Linked DNA regions of Homo sapiens: region 1 is linked to region 2. A link is an interaction called in ENCODE POLR2A ChIA-PET data of the cell type or tissue named here. Cell type or tissue: K562. All regions are shown on one strand. Each heading gives the region's core, and the rest is flanking DNA. Links, peaks and the distances in the headings are about the cores only.

Evidence for each region. Peaks named below come from ENCODE experiments on the same cell type or tissue, not always from the same donor. Only the 100,000 strongest peaks of a DNase experiment are listed, where the experiment ranks them.
Region 1: POLR2A ChIA-PET joins it to region 2 with 5 read pairs; 2 of 35 experiments call an interaction of 5 or more read pairs at or near these places.

The regions. Positions count from the first base shown.
Region 1 is chr16:3,778,321-3,783,692 of GRCh38, reverse strand. CREBBP (CREB binding lysine acetyltransferase) reads left to right here. Exons shown (of 31, transcript NM_004380.3): 6 at 767-1,009; 7 at 2,387-2,489; 8 at 2,815-2,961; 9 at 4,876-4,993. Among named protein-coding and RNA genes, the nearest start is that of TRAP1, 63 kb to the right of the region's middle. RefSeq lists an enhancer at 2,823-2,882. In K562, for the core only: a CTCF peak has its summit at 2,949 (motif pointing left); no DNase peak of the experiment used is centred there.
Region 2 is chr16:4,555,482-4,560,853 of GRCh38, reverse strand. C16orf96 (chromosome 16 open reading frame 96) reads right to left here and starts at 4,514. Exons shown (of 16, transcript NM_001145011.2): 1 at 3,945-4,514. The coding sequence starts at 4,364. In K562, for the core only: no CTCF peak of the experiment used is centred there; a DNase peak (open chromatin) is centred at 2,653; H3K27me3 peaks cover 1,573 bases.

The DNA.
Region 1 (5,372 bases), core at 75-5,074, 780 kb after region 2:
ATCAGAGGTGCTGAGGTAGCCCCTGGATAATAAGACCCATGCAGAATTGCGAAGCCTCACTCCAACCTTAATTTCAAACAGCTCAGTCAGTCAATCAATCAAGTACAGTATTTCTTGAACAGCTTCATGTAGCCGGAGAGCTCAGCATGGTGCTCTGCTGCATAGGAATCCCATCAGAAGGATATGTCCATGCTGTCATTGTTTGTGTATGTTTCAAGGACTTGCAATTATGTGATTTGGAAGAGCACATTATAGATTTATTAATCAAAACTGACCGACCAGGTATCATCTCTGCTCCTTCTCTTAAGCCCTCTGTACCTGTGCAGGTGAGCAGTGAAGGACAGGGTTGGGGTCAACAGGAGGGGGCTCCTCTGTTCATCTCAGAGGTGTCTGCTGGTCCCCAGAGAATCAGACGTTTCCCTTGTCATACATTTGCCACTCCCTGGAACTGACTTCTTGAGGAGTCTCTAGGTTTTAAGACATAATAATTTTTTTCAAGTGTTATCTGTGAGATTTTATGGTCTGTTGCATGCTAAGATAGAAACTTGACTTTTCTTTAACTTTTTGTTCCTCACTTACTGCTAGGCAGAATAAATGAGTCCTTCAGCACAGTTCCTTTCTCCCTAGGCTTGTTTACTGCTTTATGATATTCATGTGTAGTATTTTGATGAAATGTATTTGCTTCTCAATAGTTTTTAAATCATTCGTGGGCTTCTCCCTTTTACTTACCTCTCGTTTTTGTCTGTCTGTCTGTTTGTCGTTATAGCCATCCTGGGGTCTCCAGCTAGTGGAATTCAAAACACAATTGGTTCTGTTGGCACAGGGCAACAGAATGCCACTTCTTTAAGTAACCCAAATCCCATAGACCCCAGCTCCATGCAGCGAGCCTATGCTGCTCTCGGACTCCCCTACATGAACCAGCCCCAGACGCAGCTGCAGCCTCAGGTTCCTGGCCAGCAACCAGCACAGCCTCAAACCCACCAGCAGATGAGGACTCTCAACCCCCTGGGTAGGTGAAGGAACTCTCAACTTCGTTCTTACTTGTCCACATGCAGCAAAGGGAATGGAGTGATGGAACCCAAGGCAGTTTTCAGTTTGTTTTGTGTTTTTTACTACGGTGGTTGAAATAAAAAATCTCCCAGGAAAAAGCTGAAGTATCTGATGCAAGGAAAATGTTACATGCTTATAAAAAGAGCAGCATTTGCAAATGAAGCAATGTTTTTGTTGCTTGCTGTGCCACTTCTGTCTGGACGGTTTTCATAAAGAATGTGCCATGTGCCTCAGAATGCAGATCTCACAAGTCAGGATGCTGACTGGACGCCTCATGCTGACTGTTGTCATTTATTTGTTGGAGTACTTGTGTTTGCCAGTTTCTCACACATCTTGGTTAGGGTCTACCCCTCAGTTGGAAGTGACCAGCCTGGACTTCAGCAGGTTAATGACAATGACAGGAGTCCTGGAAACTCTTGGCTCAGGCTGCTGGACATGTCATGGTTTCTTTTGTCACCCCAGCCCATTATTTGCCAGCCTTTGATCGTTTGCTCACACATCGCCATGATTTTGCCATTTCTGCATATGGTTTCCTTAATATTTTTCTTTAAGTGGACACAGTCCCTTTACATTTAGGCTTAAGCTAAGCAGTGATGTCTGTGAAGTCAAGACTGGCTGACTAGTTGTGCTAGTTTTGTTCTTTCCCTAATAGAGTAACTATTTTACACTTAAAAATTACTCCTTAAAATATGCCCAGCTAAAGTCATCTTACTTGTTGCTTTCTGGAAAACAACTGCCCTAATGAATGTCTAACTAATACTGGCCAGGAGACTGAGTTAGAATCCTGAGACCCAAGTGTTAATCTAACTCCTCTCCTGTTGATGGTATAATTTGGGACTAGCTTAACCTTTTTTAGTCTCAGCTTTCGTTTCCTTTAATAGGAAGATTGTAGACAAATTGACCTCTATATTTTTTTCCTGAGCTTAATTTCTATGATTTTATTTTCTGATATTGGGGGTGGAGACACAGAGGTGTGTGTCAGTGCAGCTGAGTCACTCAGGAGCGATACTAATGAAGCAGAATGAAAGTAAGAGGCTGCATGTGGGTCATTTATAACTTTTTCACTTAGATAGCAGCTAACCTCCATAAACACACCTTACTTTGGTTACAAAGTAGAGTGGGGAGGGTGTCTACTGATTATTTGTGCACGTTGATTACCATTATTGAAAATATGACACTCAGAGTTCCTGCCGCAGTGCTTACTATAACTGGCCAGAATCACTTATTTAAATAACCACCAATTGTTTATATGGTGGCATGTTGGTTATCTGTCATCAAAACTTTGAAGTATATATTAAAATTTAACTGTTGATTGATTTCTTTTCTGTCTTTAAAGGAAATAATCCAATGAACATTCCAGCAGGAGGAATAACAACAGATCAGCAGCCCCCAAACTTGATTTCAGAATCAGCTCTTCCGACTTCCCTGGGGGCCACAAAGTAAGACCCTGTTTCAGATCTGAGTGACAGTCCAACAGGAGCATGGACTGAGAACCACACAAAACTGATTCTTTCTAAATGTGTGGCAGAGAAAATAGTTTAAATGGGGTGGTGAGGGGTGAATGCTGTTTTCCTTTTTTTCTTTAATTATAAATGTAGAGCAGATAATAGATTAAAACATAGTTTAAGTTTTATTTATTTACATCACTTGGCTCTCCTGACTTAAACTTTTAAAAGTCACATGTGGTGGCAGAAGAACCTTACTAGACAAAGTGTGTTTGAGTCACTTCAGTAGATGGATGAAGTGTCTTTATTTCCTCCTTAGCCCACTGATGAACGATGGCTCCAACTCTGGTAACATTGGAACCCTCAGCACTATACCAACAGCAGCTCCTCCTTCTAGCACCGGTGTAAGGAAAGGCTGGCACGAACATGTCACTCAGGACCTGCGGAGCCATCTAGTGCATAAACTGTACGTAACAGTTTTGCAGTTTCATAGATGTTTGATTTTATTCCTGTGTTGCCCATTGGCTACCAGATGACAGTACCCTAGGAGCCTATACAAGTCACGTGCTTATTTAGGGAGCCACTCTCACTGCTGGTAGAGTTCTGGCAGCCCTAGGCAGGCCAGAGATTCCCACACTCTATGTCCTCGGTGAGCGGGGGTGACAAAGAGAGCATTGGTGGCTCTGTACTGCCGAGGGGCACTGACTTGCAGCCCCTATCACCGAGGCAAAGACCCTCAGTGCAGCCCGGCCTTAATGTGCTTCTGCACTTTAGGCTGCGTGAGGGGGCTGGGGTTAGCTCAAGAGCCTCACCTTATTTTGTAGTTCCAGATTCTAGTTGTGGAGACCCCTCAGAATTGGAAAAGTTTAGAGTATAGATGGCATGTCATTATCACCTTACAGTTAGTTAACATAACGGAAAGTTAACAGTTAACTTTTTTTTTTTTTTTTTTTTTTGAGACAGAGTCTCGCTCTGTTGCTTAGACTGGAGTGCAGTGGCACAGTCTTAGCTCACTGCAACCTCCGCCTCCCAGGTTCAAGTGATTCTCCTGCCTCAGCCTCCCGAGTACCTGGGATTACAAGCACGTGCCACCACCCCCAGCTACTTTTTGTGTTTTTGGTAGAGACAGGGTTTCACCACGCTGGCCAGGCTGGTCTCAAACTCCTGACCTCAAGTGATCCGTCCACCTCAGCCTCCCGAAGTGCTGGGGTTATGAGCCACCGCACCCGGCCTTTTTGTTGTTGTTGTTGTTGAGAGAGAGAGACGGAGTCTTGCCAGGTTACCCAAGCTGGTCTCAAACTCCTGGCCTCAAGTAATCCTCTTGCCTTGGCCTCCCAAAGTGCTGGGTGGCATGAGCCACCACACCAAGCCTAACGTTGTTGAGCTAGTTATTTTAAATGAGCTAGACTTACATTCCCTTTGAGTTTTTTCCCTTCCTTATTTTGATCAAATTTTTTTTAGTAATAAGTAGTTTAAAAATTAGGGATTTGAAAATCGTGTTATTCTGGAAATGACCCAGCACATACTTGTTAATAGCAAAATATTGATGTGTTTGATGTGTAGATAAGTTGATAGGTCAGGATTGTCTCCAGGGAGTTAACTTCATTCATGTATTGACATGCGAGGCAAGAGAGGCTTGGCATTTCTCTCCACACTGTATTGCCACCAGAGATACATGATCCTGATTTTGTAGTGCTTATTTGATGGCATTGGAAGTAGCTTCAGGCCAGGTGCAGTGGCCCCCACGTGTAATTCCAGTGCTTTGGGAGGCTGAGGTGGGAGGATTATGTGAGCCCAGGAGTTCAGGCCAGCCGGGGCAACATAATAAAACTCCATCTCTACAGAAAATTTAAAAATTAGCCAGGCATGGTGGTGTGCACCTGTACTTCCCAGCTTACTTTAGAGGCTGAGGTGGGAAGATCATTGAGCCCAGGAGTTCAAAGTTGCAGTGAGCTATGATCATGCCACTGTACTCCAGCCTGGGCGATAGAGCAAGACCCTGTGTCTTTTTTTTTTTTTTCTTCTTTTTTTGGTATGGAGTCTGACTCTGTCGCCCAGGCTGGAGTGCAATGGCACGATCTCAGCTCACTGCAACCTCTGCCTCCCGGGTTCAAGCAATTCTCTTGCCTCAGCCTCCCGAGTAGCTGGGATTACAGGCATCCACCACCATGCCCAGCTAATTTTTGTATTTTTAGTAGAGACGGGATTTCACCACGTTGGCCAGGCAGATCTCAAACTGCTGACCTCAGGTGATTCTCCCGCCTCAGCCTCCCAAAGTGCTGGGATTACAAGCGTGAGCCACCGCGCCTGGACGAAACCCCATGTCTTTAAAAAAAAGAAGAAAAAAAAAAGTAGTTTGATAGATGTGTTATCCTTTCAGCGTCCAAGCCATCTTCCCAACACCTGATCCCGCAGCTCTAAAGGATCGCCGCATGGAAAACCTGGTAGCCTATGCTAAGAAAGTGGAAGGGGACATGTACGAGTCTGCCAACAGCAGGGTAGGTTGCTGTTTACCGTGCTCTGGCCTCTACAGCATCTGTAGTAGACAGCACTACATTTGTCTGCTTTGTTATCTGGAAATAGTGGAATCTATGTAGTTGGGACAGACTCCTCCCCTTGAGGCCACTGACCAAGGAGACTTCCCAGATAAGACACAAATCTCCTGCAGAACTCTCTTGATTAGCTACATTGGTGCATGGAGTATATAAATTTACATTATATCCATGGGATATATTTTTCATAGTAGGTGGTGTTGTAATATTGTTAGCATCAGTGAATATTCAAGAAGTTCATTTGAATGAAATGGAACATGTATTAAGTACCTACTATTTGATATGTCCTATAAAGTCATTGGGAATTCAGCAAGAATGTGGGCTT
Region 2 (5,372 bases), core at 276-5,275:
ATTTTACTTTTAACGTATTTGTGTCTTGTCTTTTTTTCGTAGAGACAGGATCTCACTCTGTCACCCAGGCTGGAGTGCAGTGGGGCCATCAGAGCTCACTGCAATCACCAACTCCTGGGCTCAAGTGATCCTCTTGCCTCAGCCTCCCAAAGAGCTGAGATTACAGGTGCATGCCACTGTGCCTGGCCCTATTTGTGTCTTTGAATCTTAAATGTGTCTCTTGCAAACCTCATATAGTAGTTAGGTCATGTTTTTTTTTTGTGTGTTTGTTTGTTTTTTATCTATTCTGCCAATCTCTGCTTTTTTTTGTGGTAAAATACCCATAATATTAAAGTATAAAAATATTTTAGTATTGGCCGGGCTTAGTGGCTCATGCCTGTAATCTCAGCACTTTGGGAGGCCAAGGCGGGTGGATCACGAGGTCAGGAGATCAAGATCATCCTGGCCAACATGGTGAAACCGCGTCTCTACTAAAAATACAAAAATTAGCTGGGTGTGGTGGCGGGCACCTACAGTCCCAGCTACTTGGGAGGCTGAGGCAGAAGAACTGCTTGAACCTGGGAGGCAGAGGTTGCAGTGAGCTGAGACCACACCACTGCACTCCAGCCTGGGCAACAGAGTGAGACTCCATCTCAAAAACAAACATATATATAAAAATGCAAAGAAAAATTAGCCAGGCATGGTGGCGCGCACCTGTATTTCCAGCTACTCAGGAGGCTGAAGCACGAGAGTCACTTGAACCTTGGAGGCAGAGGTTGCAGTGAGCAGAGATTGCACCAGTCCACTCCAGCCTGGATGACAGAGTGAGACTCTGTCTCAAAAAAATAAAAATAAAATAAAAATGAAGTGTGCAATTTGAGGGCATTTGGTATGTACACCACTATCTACTTCCAAGACACTTCATTCTCCTAAAAGGAAATCCCGTCCCTGTTACAGTCTCTCTCTGTTCCCCCCTTCCTGAGCCTCTGGAAACCACTAATCTACTTTCTGTCTCTATGAAATACACAGATTATGCCTTTAGATGAAATGTCCAGAATAGGCAAATCCGTAAGACAGAAAGCAGATTAGTGGTTGTCAGGGGTTGCAGGGAGGAGAAGTAAAGGGGAAATAGGGTTTTTTCCTTTCAGGGTGATGGAAATGGCTTAGAACTAGATAGAGGTGGCTGGCTGCACAACAATGTCAATATATCGTGTGCCACCGAATTTTCATTAATTCAGTGTTTAATGTCCACTTTTAAATGGTTGATTTTATGTTAGGTCAATTTCCCCTCAATTTATTTATTTATTTTTAATTTTTTTTTTTTGAGATGGAGTCTTGCTCTGTTGCCCAGGCTGGAGTGCAGTGGCGCAATCTCCGCCCACTAGAACCTCCACCTCCAGGGTTCAAGCGATTCTCGTGCCTCAGCCTCCTGAGTAGCTGGGATTCCAGGCATGCGCCACCATGCCTGGCTAATTTTTTTTTATTTTTATTTTTAGTAGAGACGGGTTTTCATGATGTTGGCCAGGCTGGTCACGAACTCCTGACCTCAAGTGACCCACCTGCCTCGGCCTCCCAAAGTGCTGGGATTACAGGTGTGAGCCACCACATCCAGCCAGTTTCCCCTCAATTTGAAAGAGAAGAGTGGTAACTTGGGAACGCTCTGAAAATGGCCCTGACTCCCAGGGAGATCCAGCTGGACACACCAACGGGCACAGTTCTGGCTCAGAGAGGACTAGGACATGCTGCCTCCAGGGATAGGAAGGCAGTCATCGCTGGATGGTCTCCTTTTTGGAGACAAGACTTTCTCCGTCACCCAGGCTGAAGGGCAGTGGTGCGATCTCAACTCACTGCAACACCTGCCTTCCAGGCTCAAGTGATTCTCCTGCCTCAGCCTCCCGAGTAGCTGGGATTACAGGTGCCTGCTACCACACCTGGCTAATTTTTTTTTTTTTTTTTTTTTTGAGACAGAGTCTCGCTCTGTCACCAGGCTGGAATGCAGTGGTGCGATCTCGGCTCACTGCAAGTTCCGCCTCCTGGGTTCAAGCGATTCTCCTGCCTCAGCCTCCCGAGTAGCTGGGACTACAGGCGCACGCAAGCATGCCCAGCTAATTTTTGTATTTTTAGTAGAGACAGGGTTTCACCATGTTGGCCAGGATTGTCTCGAACTCCTCACCTCAGGTGATCCACCCACCTTGGCCTCCCGAAATGCTGGGATTACAGGTGTGCGCCACTGTGCCTGGCCAAATTATTATTACTATTTTTAGACACAGGGGCTTGCTCTGTCCCCCAGGCTGGAGTTCAGGAGAGTGACTACAACTCACTGCAGCTTCCAACTCCTGGGGTTAAGTGATTCTCCCACCTCAGCCTCCTGAGGTAAGACTACAGGTGGACGCCACCACACCCGGCTAATTTATTCATTTTTTTATAGAGATGAGGTCTCACTACGCTGCCAAGGCTGGTCTTGAACTCCTGGGCTCAAGTGATCATCCCGCCTTGGCCTCCCAGTGTTGGGATTATAGGTGTGAGCCACTGTGCTCGGCTTATTTTCCCTTTCTTATTTCTTCTTGGGCTGCCAGTAACTGAACACTGTCCACGTGCTGGTCGGGGTTAGCAGGGGTCAGCAGTCAAAGGTGAGCCAGGGTCAGAGGCCACGCCTCAGCGCGCAGCTCCCTTGCCCACCAGCTGCTGGGCCTTCAGCCAATCACTGAGCTCCTCTGAGCGTCAGTTTCCTCTTCTGTAAGGCAGAAGGAATGCCTCTTTGCTGCTCCTCACAGGGCTGGTTCTTGGAGATTCTCACTCACTTGTGTCTATCTCCCCTGCTAGGCCGGGCGTGCCTGTTCACCGTGACTACTCTGGTACTTCTCCCATGGTAGCTCCTCCAGGCATTTTTTAGAAATTGGGGTAAGGCTGAGCACAGTAGCTCACGCTTCTAATCCCAGCACTTTGGGAGGCCAAAGCAGGAGGATCACTTGAGCCTAGGAGTTTGAGTCCAGCCTGGGCAACATAAGGAGACCCTATCTCTACAAACAATACAAAAATTAGCCAGGTGCAGTGGTGCACACCTGTGGTCCCAGTTACTCGGGAGGTTGAGGTGGGAGGATTGCTTGAGTCTGGGAGGTCGAGGCTACAGTGAGCCATGACTGAGTCACTGCACTCCAGCCTGGATGACAGAGTGACACCCTGTCTCAAAAAAAAATTGGGGTGAAATTCACATAATGTACAATTAGCCATTTTTAAGTGAACAATTCAGTGTCATTTAGTACATCAGTGAGGTTGTATAACTACCACCTCCATCTAGTTCCAAAACATTTTCATCACCCCAAAAGGAAACCCTATATCCACAAAGCAATTACTCCCCATTCTCTCCTCCTCCAAGCCCCTGGCAACCACTGCTTTCTGTCTCCATGGATTTACCTATTCTGGACATTTCGTATAAATGGAATCATACACTGGGTAGCCTTTTGTGTCTGGCTTCTTTGCAATACTTGATGGAGGCTGCAAGCTTGGCGTTTTGGTTGTGCCTGACTCTAAAGCACCCTTCTTCCCACTCTGCATAAGGAGATGGCCCATCGTAGGTGAGTAAGCAACAAGATGTCCCAGGAGAAGGCTGGGCGCAGTGGCTCACGCTTGTCATCCCAGCACTTTAGGAAGCCGAGGCAGGTGGATCAGTTGAGATCAGGGGTTTGAGACCAGCCTGGCCAACATAGTGAAACCCCATCTCTACTAAAAATACAAAAATTAGCCGGGTGTGGTGGCATGTGCCTGAAATCCTAGCTACTAGGGAGGCTGAGGCAGGAGAATCACTTGAACCCGGGAGGCGGAGGTTGCAGTGAGCCAAGATCACACCACTGCACTCCAGCCTGGGTGACAGAGCGAGACGGAGTCTCAAAAACAAAAAAAAGACGTCCCAGGAGAGAGCCAGTGGTGAAGGGAGGAAAAGAAGTGTCTGGAGGCTGGGGGCGTACCTTGGCCATGACTTCATCATGACCCTCCACCATCTTCCGGAGCTTGATCAGATGCCACAGGTCCTGGACGGGCCGGGCAGTGCCCTGGCTGGCTTCCAGCAGCTGGGCAGTGGAGGGCAGGTCCTGCAGCAGGGCCAGCTGGTTCTCCAACTTGTCGAGGCGGCTCACCACGTGGTCGAAGACATTGCTGAGCCTCTTCATGGGGTTGAGGATAGGCTGGGCGTCTCCTTCCCTGGGCATGATGACCACCTGCGAGGTCTGCAGGAAGTCCTCATCGCCTGAGAGGACTTTCTTGAGCTCGGCCATGTGGATGTGCTCCAAGATGCCGTGCAGCAGGAGGTGCAGGGCCTTGAAGTTCAGCACCCCGCACTGTGGGATGGCGATGTTGGCCAGCTCGGTGAACGTGAGTGAGAAGCTCATCCTGCCAGGGTGGGTCAGTGGGGCTGGGGTTCCAGGTGTCCTCAAGGACAAGGGGTAGCTTTCAGTGGTTCCGAGAGCTACATGGACTGGTCCTCAGAGGCCTGGGGTGGTGGTGAGTCACAGCAGTCAGGGAGGAATGGCCTCTGTTCTGGCTGGAGCTCAGATCAGAGTCTCTGGTTGCCAGGACACCAAAGAATGTGATGAAACGGGCGCAATTCAAAGTCTGGAGTGGGGCAGGTGCTCCCTGGTAAGCCTCACCCAGAGTAGGTGCTCAGTTAATATTGGATGAATGTTTGAATAGCTGATGGCAGCCTCTTCATTCAAGCCCTCTGGTGATGTGAGACTGGTAACTTTTTCCTAGAAGCACATATGGAAGGGATGGAGAGGCAGCTCCCTCCTTGGAATTTTCTCGAATCCGGGCAGAAGACAGGTTTCTTGGAGTTAGGAAGACCCAGGTTTTACAAAGAGATAAGAATCTGAAGTACTGGCTGGGTGGGTGTGGGGGTTCAGGCCTGTAATCCCAGCACTTTGGGGAGGCAAAGGCGGGAGGACTGCTTGAAGCCAGGAGTTCGAGAGCAGCCTGGGCAACATAGTGAGACCCTGTTTCTACAAAAAAAAATTTGTAATTAGCTGGATGTGCTGGCGCACATCTGTAGTCCCAGCTACTCAGGAGGATGGGGTGGGAGGATTGCTTGAAGCCAGGAGTTTGAGGCTACAGTGAGCTATGATTGTGCCACTGCACTTAGCCTGGGCAACAGAGTGAGACCTTGCCTCAAAAAAAAAAAAAAAAAGAAAAGAAAAGAAAAAGAAAAGAGAAAAGGCCGGGCACAGTGGCTGACATATGTAATCCCAGCACTCTGGGAGGCCAAGGCGGGTGGACCACGGGGTCAGGAATTCAAGACTAGCCTGGCCAAGACGGTGAAACTCCGCCTCTACTAAAAATACAAAAATCAGCCAGGCGTGGTGGCACGTGCCTGTAATCCCAGCTACTCTGGAGGCTGAGGCAGA